Regions from separate parts of the Homo sapiens genome. Here all the other regions are linked to region 1. The links are chromatin contacts, found by Hi-C or POLR2A ChIA-PET in ENCODE. All regions are on one chromosome and are shown on one strand. Each heading gives the region's core, a stretch centred on a gene start or an enhancer-like site at or near the end of the contact. The rest is flanking DNA. Distances are from core to core; before and after follow the strand shown.

Region 1 (2,609 bases), core at 66-2,565:
GATGACGAGGTCAGGAGATCGAGACCATCCTGGCTAACACGGTGAAACCCCGCCTCTACTAAAAATACAAAAAAATTAGCCGGGCGTGGCGACGGGCGCCTGTTGTCCCAGCTACTCGGGAGGCTGAGGCAGGAAAATGGCGTGAACCCGGGAGGCGGAGCTTGCAATACGCCGAGATCGCGCCACTGCACTCCAGCCTGGGTGACGGCGTGATTCTCCTTCTCAAAAAAAAAAAAAAAAAAAAAAAAAAATTCTTCTATTAAAGAATTTCAGGCCAGGCGCAGTGGCTCGCGCCTGTAATCCCAGCACTTTGGGAGGCCGAGGCAGGTAGATCACCTGAGGTCAGGAGTTCGAGACTAGCCTGGCCAACATGGCGAAAACCCCTCTCTACTAAAAATATAAAAAATTACCTGGGCGAAATGGCACGCGCCTGTAATCGCAGCTACTCGGGAGGGTGAGGCAGGAGAATAGCGTGAACCCAGGAGATGGAGGTTGCAGTGAGCCGAGATCGCGCCACTCCACTCCGGGCTCGGCGATACAGCGAGACTCCGTGTCGAAAAAACAAAACAAAACAAAACATTTCAAACTGAAATGGGCGGTTAAAATGCAACTTAAAATGAGATGGTGAGTTTAACGCACCACTTTTCCACTAGGTGGTGCTGCATGTTAAAACTTTCCCTCCATTTACTCCAAAATATTAATTTCTACAGCAGGAAAACTGACGGCCCCTTGGAAAAGGAAAGAAAAGTCAATATGTCACCAAAAAAGACAATTTATTAATAACTCCTCCAAAACCTCTGTGGGTTCCCCTTGGAGTGAAGCGCGAGCAGGGAGCCGCCATAGGGAGCCAGGCCCGCAGCGCCGTTCGTCCTCAGCACAACGAGCGGCAGCGGGCACCGAATTGTTCTGCAACTACTTTTCACATCTGCCTTTTGTAGTTGCTGAACAAAATTCGTTCCCATTTGTTTCCGGTTGGCAAGTTCGTAGGCTTCGGCGGAAGTGTAAAGTCAAGGGCAAGTGGCGGAGGCTGCGGCCACCCCGGTCTCTGAGCGGCGCACCGGACAGGTGGTCAGTCCCGGGACGCGGTGACCCGACGCCCGAGCTCCAAGGCTCGGCCCACGCCGGGTTCGCCCCAGTCCCGCTGGTCCCTCAGCCGACGCCGCCGGGCCTCGCACCGCCCCCCGACCCCGGACCCCCACCCACGCGGCCGCTGTGCACTCACCATGGCCGCTAGCCCTAGGCTCTGGCCTCGCAGCGCCGCCAACAAGCGCCGCGTCGCCCCGAGCGCCCCGAGCACCGCCGCCATTGGCCGTCTGCCGAGGGCTGCCCCGCGCGCTGCCTGCCGGCCGCCCACAGCCGCCCCCGACCCGACCACGCCCAGCTACCGCCAGCCCTGGTAGTCTCCCTGCGGGGCTGGCCCGGAGCGGGGTCTGTGTGTGGGAAGCGCCCAGCCTTCCCGCGGGCACAGGCGCAGCCCGGACCCCGAACACCCCCAGGAGCTTCAGCGGTCGCCAGCGCCCTTGGCCGCCAGGTGGACTCTGCGCGCCCCACAGCCGTAGGCCCAGCAGGCGCGCGCGGTCCCCGCCCCGTGCGGGCCCGTCGCGTCTGTGCCCGGGACGCAGGTCGCCCGGCGCGCGCTGGCCTTGCCCTCCGGTCCTCGCTGCGCTAGGAGGAACTTCGCCCAGCCTCGGGCGCCGGCCTCCTCCGCTTCGCGGGCGCTAGCACCGAGCTGGGCTCCCCGCTTGGCGGCGCTGCGCGCAGTCCATGCGGGCAGGAGGATGTCGTAGGCCAGGGCGGGGCAGTTGAGCGGCGGGGCTGGGGCAGTGAACCACGGCAGTTCCCATCGGGGGCTCCTAAGTCTTGCAGTAGTGGGTTCGAACGCAGCCTCTGTTCAGTCATCACGCAGCTGCCAAGTTCTTGAGCCAGCTGGCTCGTCTGGGTTTGCCTGGACCAAAAAGTGTGGAAACCCGGCCTGTAATCCCCTCCCAAACGTGTCCGTGCCCTGTTTACCCCCAGGCTCAGCACACAGTAGGAGCTCTGCAGACAGCTGTGAACAGATTTAGGTGAATCTTTTCTTGTATCATTTTTGGGGAGGTATTCTTTCATTCTTTTTTTTTTTTTTTTTTTGACTTTTTTGAGATGTAATTGACATACTATTAAGAATACTCACTTGTATCTTTTTTTTTTTTTTTTTTTTTTGAGACGGAGTCTCGCTCTGTCGCCCAGGCTGGAGTGCAGTGGCGCGATCTCGGCTCACTGCAAGCTCCGCCTCCCGGGTTCACGCCATTCTCCTGCCTTAGTCTCCCGAGTAGCTGGGACTACAGTCACCCGCCACCACGCCCGGCTAATTTTGTTTTTGTATGTTTAGTAGAGACGGGGTTTCACAGTGTTAGCCAGGATGGCCTCAATCTCCTGACCTCGTGATCCGCCCGCCTCGGCCTCCTAAAGTGCTGGGATTACAGGCGTGAGCCACCGCGCCCGGCCTCTTTTTTGTTTGTTTTTAACTGAATAGTTTAAGCAGGCCAGGCATGGTGGCCCGCACCTGTAATCACAGCACTTTGGGAGGACAAGGCAGGAGGATCACTTGAGGCCAGATGTTCGAGATCTGC
Region 2 (2,609 bases), core at 80-2,579, 790 kb after region 1:
CTGCCCTGCTCCCGAGGGGGGTGGGTAATGCATGAGCAGATTGAAGGCGGAGTAGACGGTCTCTTTGTACATGCCGCTGGTGCACTCCGGGGCCTTCAGGCCTGGAAAAACCACAGCTGGGTCAGACACACCAGCCCTGGCAGCGGCTGGGACTGAAGGCTGTCTGCTCTTGAGAGAAAAAGAATTGCCAAGGGGTCCCCTGCAAGTTCCTGACTTGGGAAGGAACGGGCTGGGAGTATCGGCAGTGCCAAGTTTTAGGGGAAGGACCTGGAGGGCAGGCCTCCCCGAGGTGGCCCCTACTTGACCTCCCACCCCCCGCCCTCCAACCAAGAAACCTTGGCCAATTCTGTCTCCTGAAGGCGGCGGATTAGTCAGTCACCTGGGCAGGAGGGGAGGCGGGGATGGCGGGGGTCTGTTTACTCCTATAAAGGTCAGGGCACCGGAAGTGACTCGACCCGGCGGCGCCCGGGAAGCCCGCCCCCCACTCTCCACCCCTGGGTTCTGCCGCCTCCTGAGCTGCGGTGGGGGAGGCACCCGGCTCCCCGCGGTCCTTGGCGTCCCCGTCCCACCGAGGCCAGGGCCTGAGCGCGACGAAGGGAAGCCGGGCCGGGCAGAAACTCACCGTCCTCCAGGGGCTCTGGAAGTTTGTCCGGGAAGAGTCTCTGCGCAGCGTGTTCCCGCCCGAGAGCCTGGAGGGAGAACCGGAGGGGAGTGAGGGGCGGTGGGACCGCGGGGGTCGGGGCCGACGCCGGGGCAGGGACGCTCTGCGCGCTGGAGACCCCGAGGGCCGCGCGCAACTGGGGCGGCGCGGCGCGGCGACCGCGGGGGAGGAGCCGGCGCCGGCGGGGGCTCACCTCGGCCTCGCCGCGGGCCCCGGCGCCGGCCCCCGGGACCCCCGGGATCCCTGCGCCGCCGGCCGCGCCCTCGGACTCGTTCACGAGCGACGACTTGAGCTCGGCCAGGTCGCGCTCGGGACCGGCGGCGCTGTCGCGGCTCTTGTCGTCCTGCTCCTCGCCTTCATCCTGGAAGGCCAGCAGCTCGTCCGGCGCGCCGAGGTCGTCGCCGCCGCCCGCGCCGCCCCCGCCGGAGTCCAGCTGCGGCATGGTGCGCTCCGCCCGCCGGGGCGCGGGGCGCTGGGCGCCGGGAGTGCGGGGCGCGGAGCCGGCCCGGGGGGCGGCGAGCCCGGAGTCCGAACCTCCGAGCTCGGATCGCGGCGGGCGGAGCGCGGGCTGACTCCGCCTGGGCGGGCTGCAGGCGCGGGCTAGGGCGCGGGGCAGAGCGGCTCCGCGAGCTGGCGGGTCGGAACATCAAAGGCGCCGCCGGCCGAGTGCCGGGGGCGGGGCGGGCACTGGGGGCGGGCCGGGCCGGGGGCGGGACACAGGTCCGCCCCGCCTCTCCTCTCCCGGGAGAGGCCGGGACGCGCCCACTCGGCATAGCCTTAAAGGGCTCGCTCTTCCGGAGCGCACCCTGAGAGAGACGTCGGACAAGCCTGGGAATGATCACCCTTCTCCCGAAACGCAGAGACTCTAACGGGAACTCCTGACCCCGCTTACTCACCTACAACCAGATATTCCCCCTGCTTTCTGCGCCCAGGTTTCTCCTCCGGCTGTGGAGGGCGGGGGTCCCCTAGGCCCTTGGGACTTGGGCGTGGCTTACCATCGCAGCCGTGGTGTGAACTGTATCGTGCCCAGGCTCCAATGCGCCCTGTGCTTTGAACTGGGGGCTTCCTAGGGCTTGAGGCTGCTTGAGGCTGTGCTCGTACCCCAGGGAACCGGCAGCGTTGGAACTCCGCGGCGCTGTTGCGGCTCTTGCCCCATCCTCCATCCCTGTGCCAATCAGGGACTTCCTTCTAGGCCGCCTGCATACAGTGCGAACATAAGTATACCCCCCTTCGCACATTTATTGAGCTCCTGTTGCGTGCAGAGCTTATACATCACACATCTGTGACGGGCCCCTCAGTCAGGCGACGGCTCCGAGCCGCGAACACAGCCAAGAGCACCGGACCTCAGCCGATCCTCCAAGTCCCAGCCCCTATGACTCTCCCAACTCGGTTCCGTGACTAGAACCTGCAGCCCGGAGACTCGGAACTTTGGGCAGCCACGTGGGCGCGGGATTCCGACATGGGTCGCTCGTCCACAGCAACTCAACCCTAGAAGTCGCATTTAGGGAGCCCATGACTCTGAAGTTGACCCTGGCCTGACTAACCCTCTAACCCTCGCTCGATCCAGGCTGAAACATCTAGATTTGCGGAGCGCGGGAAAGTGCCTGGATTCCAGCGCATCTGTATGGCACCCGGGTCTGCGTCCACGCGGGCCTCCACGGCGCGCTTGGCCTGGCTCAGCCCCTGCATCTACAAAAGACGCCGGTCCTTTGGATCGCGATGCAGTCAACAGCAGCTCCCCTAGCAGGTTTCTGTGCTGGGTTCACTGTAGACGCTCACGCCTCTTCTGAGAGCAGTTGGGATAGAGGGTATTTGGGGGAGGGCCGGGTATTGGACGCCTCTCCCTCTGAGGGCCCCACAGGACCCCTGGCAGCGGTGCAAAGCCGGGCCGGAAGACAGCCGTGCCTCCCTCCGGGTCCAGGCCCAGCGTGGCTGGCTGTGGATCAAA
Region 3 (2,609 bases), core at 53-2,552, 540 kb after region 1:
TAATTTTTTCTATTTTTTAGTAGAAATGGGGTTTCACCGTGTTAGCCAGGATGGTCTCGATCTCCTGACCTCGTGATCCGCCCGCCTGGGCCTCCCAAAGTGCTGGGATTACAGGCGTTAGCCACTGCGCCCGTCTGAATAACCTTCAAAGAAAAGACAATTCTGAATATTTTAGGTGATCAATGAAAACGATGACCACTTCTCCTTTCTCTCAATATAAACCCTAGCAGCATAGAAAAAACTTGAGAAGCTTCAAAAATACTAATTTATTTACGCTATCCCAATTAAATCAGGTGCTCTGGCATTGGGGCAGGGGTGTGGAGGTGGGGGTTGGGATGCTTTCTAAAAGCTCTCCAGGTGTGATTTAAATATGCATGCTGGGTGGGACCCACCAGACTAGATTTATTAAATAATGCCTTTCCTCTTATTTAGCGGAAGCATAGCGAGATTTCGCTTTTTTACATTTAACTCATTTTATAGAAGAAAGCAAAGAAAGCCCTATTCAATAAAGAAAGCACTCCCTAGGCACTTGGTCTAGTGATATGGTGGTTATTCATTAGGGACTGTCATTCCAGTTGAACTCTATGTCTACTTAAGCAGTTAGACACTGGCCTCTTTATTTCCGTGCTCTTGTACATCATTTCGTATATGGTGGAACTCTTCGAATTACTTGCTTTCCTAGAGTTTGACATGTGGTGAGGGAGGTTTTTTTTCTTTAAAAAAGATTACTAGCAGTTGGAAAAAATTAAAAGGCATATGGCAAGTGTTCAAGAAAAGTTTTTGATTTAAGAACCATCTTGACCGGGGGCGGTGGCTTACGCCTGTAATCCCAGCACTTTGGGAGGCCGAGGCAGGCGGATCACCTGATGTTGGGAGTTCGAGACCAGCCTGGCCAACATGGTAGAAACCCCGTCTCTACTAAAAATACAAAATTATCCGGGCGTGGTGGCACACGCCTGTAATCCCAGCTACTCGGGAGGCTGAGGCAGGAAAATCACTTAAACCTGGAAGGAGGAGGTTGCAGTGAGCCAAGATCAGCGACACTGCAGTCCAGCCTGGGCGACAGAGCTAGACTATCTCAAAAAAAAAAAAAAAAAAAAAAAAGATGCAGATCCTTCCTATCCACATTCAAAAGCAACCTTGTGAGGAGGCTCAGCTGCGACAGCAATCTGTACTCCCCTCCCCCATTCCCAAGCACAGCACTCTTCCACCTTGCGCCTACCCAGAGTAGGTTTCCGTTTCTTCCCACTTCCCCTTCCGGGTCGGGACCCTGCCCATGTTCCGGTCTTGCGCACGAGTCTAGAACGCAGCAACTCCGCCGGCGTTTCCATGGTGGCAAGTGGCCGGTTCCTTGCGGGGCTGAGCAACAAAGTAGTATCAGTGTTCGGTGGCTCCACTGGAACTACGCAGAGCCAGACCAGCGGGACCACAGAATGGGCTGAGGCGGCGGCGGCTGTTTGGATAAAGTCAACAGCGGGACGTGGGGCGTGACGCCGGTCCGGCATCCTAAGACGTGTGGTTTGAGTTGCGGGCGAGACCAGGCTTTTTTTAGGACCTTGGGCCTGATAAGTGGGCGACTGCAGTAGTGCGGGAACCTATTATTTGACAGGAACATGACAGGAAGTGTAGGGACCCCATGCTTGATGGATGGTGACTTATAGTGTGGTAGTCTCAGTGTTGATGGGCATGACCGAGACAGCAGGAGTACCCCTAAGTTCTGGTGAGAGGTGGAGCCTCAGAAGGACACCTTACTCAAGCTGTCTTTAGTTCCCAAAGACAAAAAGGCTCAGTGGAAAAGATTCCTTTTTTTTTTTTAATGTCTCTATATTTGAGACTGTGGGTTTATTGTGGATATGCATTATCTAGTTTTAATAAATAAAAGTATAAACGTTTAACATTTTCCATTTTCTTTCTTTATTTCTATAAAGTAGTAAAAGCCCAGCTTGAAAATGGAGATGTATGAAACCCTTGGAAAAGTGGGAGAGGGAAGTTACGGAACAGTCATGAAATGTAAACATAAGAATACTGGGCAGATAGTGGCCATTAAGATATTTTATGAGAGACCAGAACAATCTGTCAACAAAATTGCGATGAGAGAAATAAAGTTTCTAAAGGTTTGCTTCTTTTGCCTTAATCATCTAAGTCAAAAGAAAAAATTGTTATGGAATAAAAAATTGCATAAAATATTTTAGTTCACACGTACTGATTCATATTATGGAGAAACAAGTGTAATACTCTATCTTATCTACATTTTGTAATTTTATAGTGATACAAGATATATGTGTTTTGGGGTATGTAACAAAAGCTACACCAATATTGTTTAATAATTATTCAGAAATATTCAAGTATAATACTTAATAAAAATTTCTGCTATGTGCAAGGCATGGTGCTAGGTACTGAGACTATAAGGAGGTAAAAGATAGTTCCTGCCCTTAAAGACTTCTATAATTTAATCAGAAAGGAGAGTATATGAAAATCATACTGAATAAAAAGTGGCTCATAATAAATGCCAAGGAATCAACACAAAGTCCTTTCCCTGGTAGGGAAAGTTTTTTTGAGGAAATGGGACATGAATTTGGCTTTGAAGGATGTGGAGGGTTTAGATAAGA

Evidence for each region. Hi-C counts contacts between places; a loop is a spot of excess contacts on that map. ChIA-PET counts read pairs that join two places held with the same protein, here RNA polymerase II (POLR2A). Pooled maps may share reads with other maps.
Region 2: a pooled map shows a loop between it and region 1 (5-fold over the local background). The contact joins the promoter of TCF7 here to the promoter of PCBD2 in region 1. A Hi-C loop is called at or near these places in 5 of 50 pooled maps. POLR2A ChIA-PET finds 5 or more read pairs at or near these places in 3 of 52 experiments (GM10248, activated B cell and activated T-cell).
Region 3: a loop to region 1 is called in a map of CD8-positive, alpha-beta T cell, with 6 times the contacts of the local background. The contact joins the promoter of CDKL3 here to the promoter of PCBD2 in region 1. A Hi-C loop is called at or near these places in 8 of 168 maps with a recorded cell type or tissue (B cell, CD4-positive, alpha-beta T cell, CD8-positive, alpha-beta T cell and 3 more), 18 of 37 single-sample maps with no recorded cell type and 23 of 50 pooled maps. POLR2A ChIA-PET finds 5 or more read pairs at or near these places in 12 of 52 experiments (B cell, CD4-positive, alpha-beta T cell, CD4-positive, alpha-beta memory T cell and 9 more).

Annotation. Positions count from the first base shown.
Region 1 is chr5:134,903,837-134,906,445 of GRCh38, reverse strand. PCBD2 (pterin-4 alpha-carbinolamine dehydratase 2) reads right to left here and starts at 1,315. Exons shown (of 4, transcript NM_032151.5): 1 at 1,223-1,315. The coding sequence starts at 1,306. RefSeq lists enhancers at 232-817, 818-1,402 and a silencer at 1,000-1,759.
Region 2 is chr5:134,113,401-134,116,009 of GRCh38, reverse strand. It overlaps TCF7 (transcription factor 7), which reads right to left and starts at 1,329. Exons shown (of 10, transcript NM_003202.5): 1 at 855-1,329; 2 at 623-689; 3 at 1-101. The coding sequence starts at 1,103. It also overlaps a transcript of VDAC1 not described here. RefSeq lists a silencer at 1,253-1,372 and an enhancer at 1,463-1,692.
Region 3 is chr5:134,365,864-134,368,472 of GRCh38, reverse strand. CDKL3 (cyclin dependent kinase like 3) reads left to right here and starts at 1,302. Exons shown (of 13, transcript NM_001113575.2): 1 at 1,302-1,496; 2 at 1,929-2,114. The coding sequence starts at 1,950.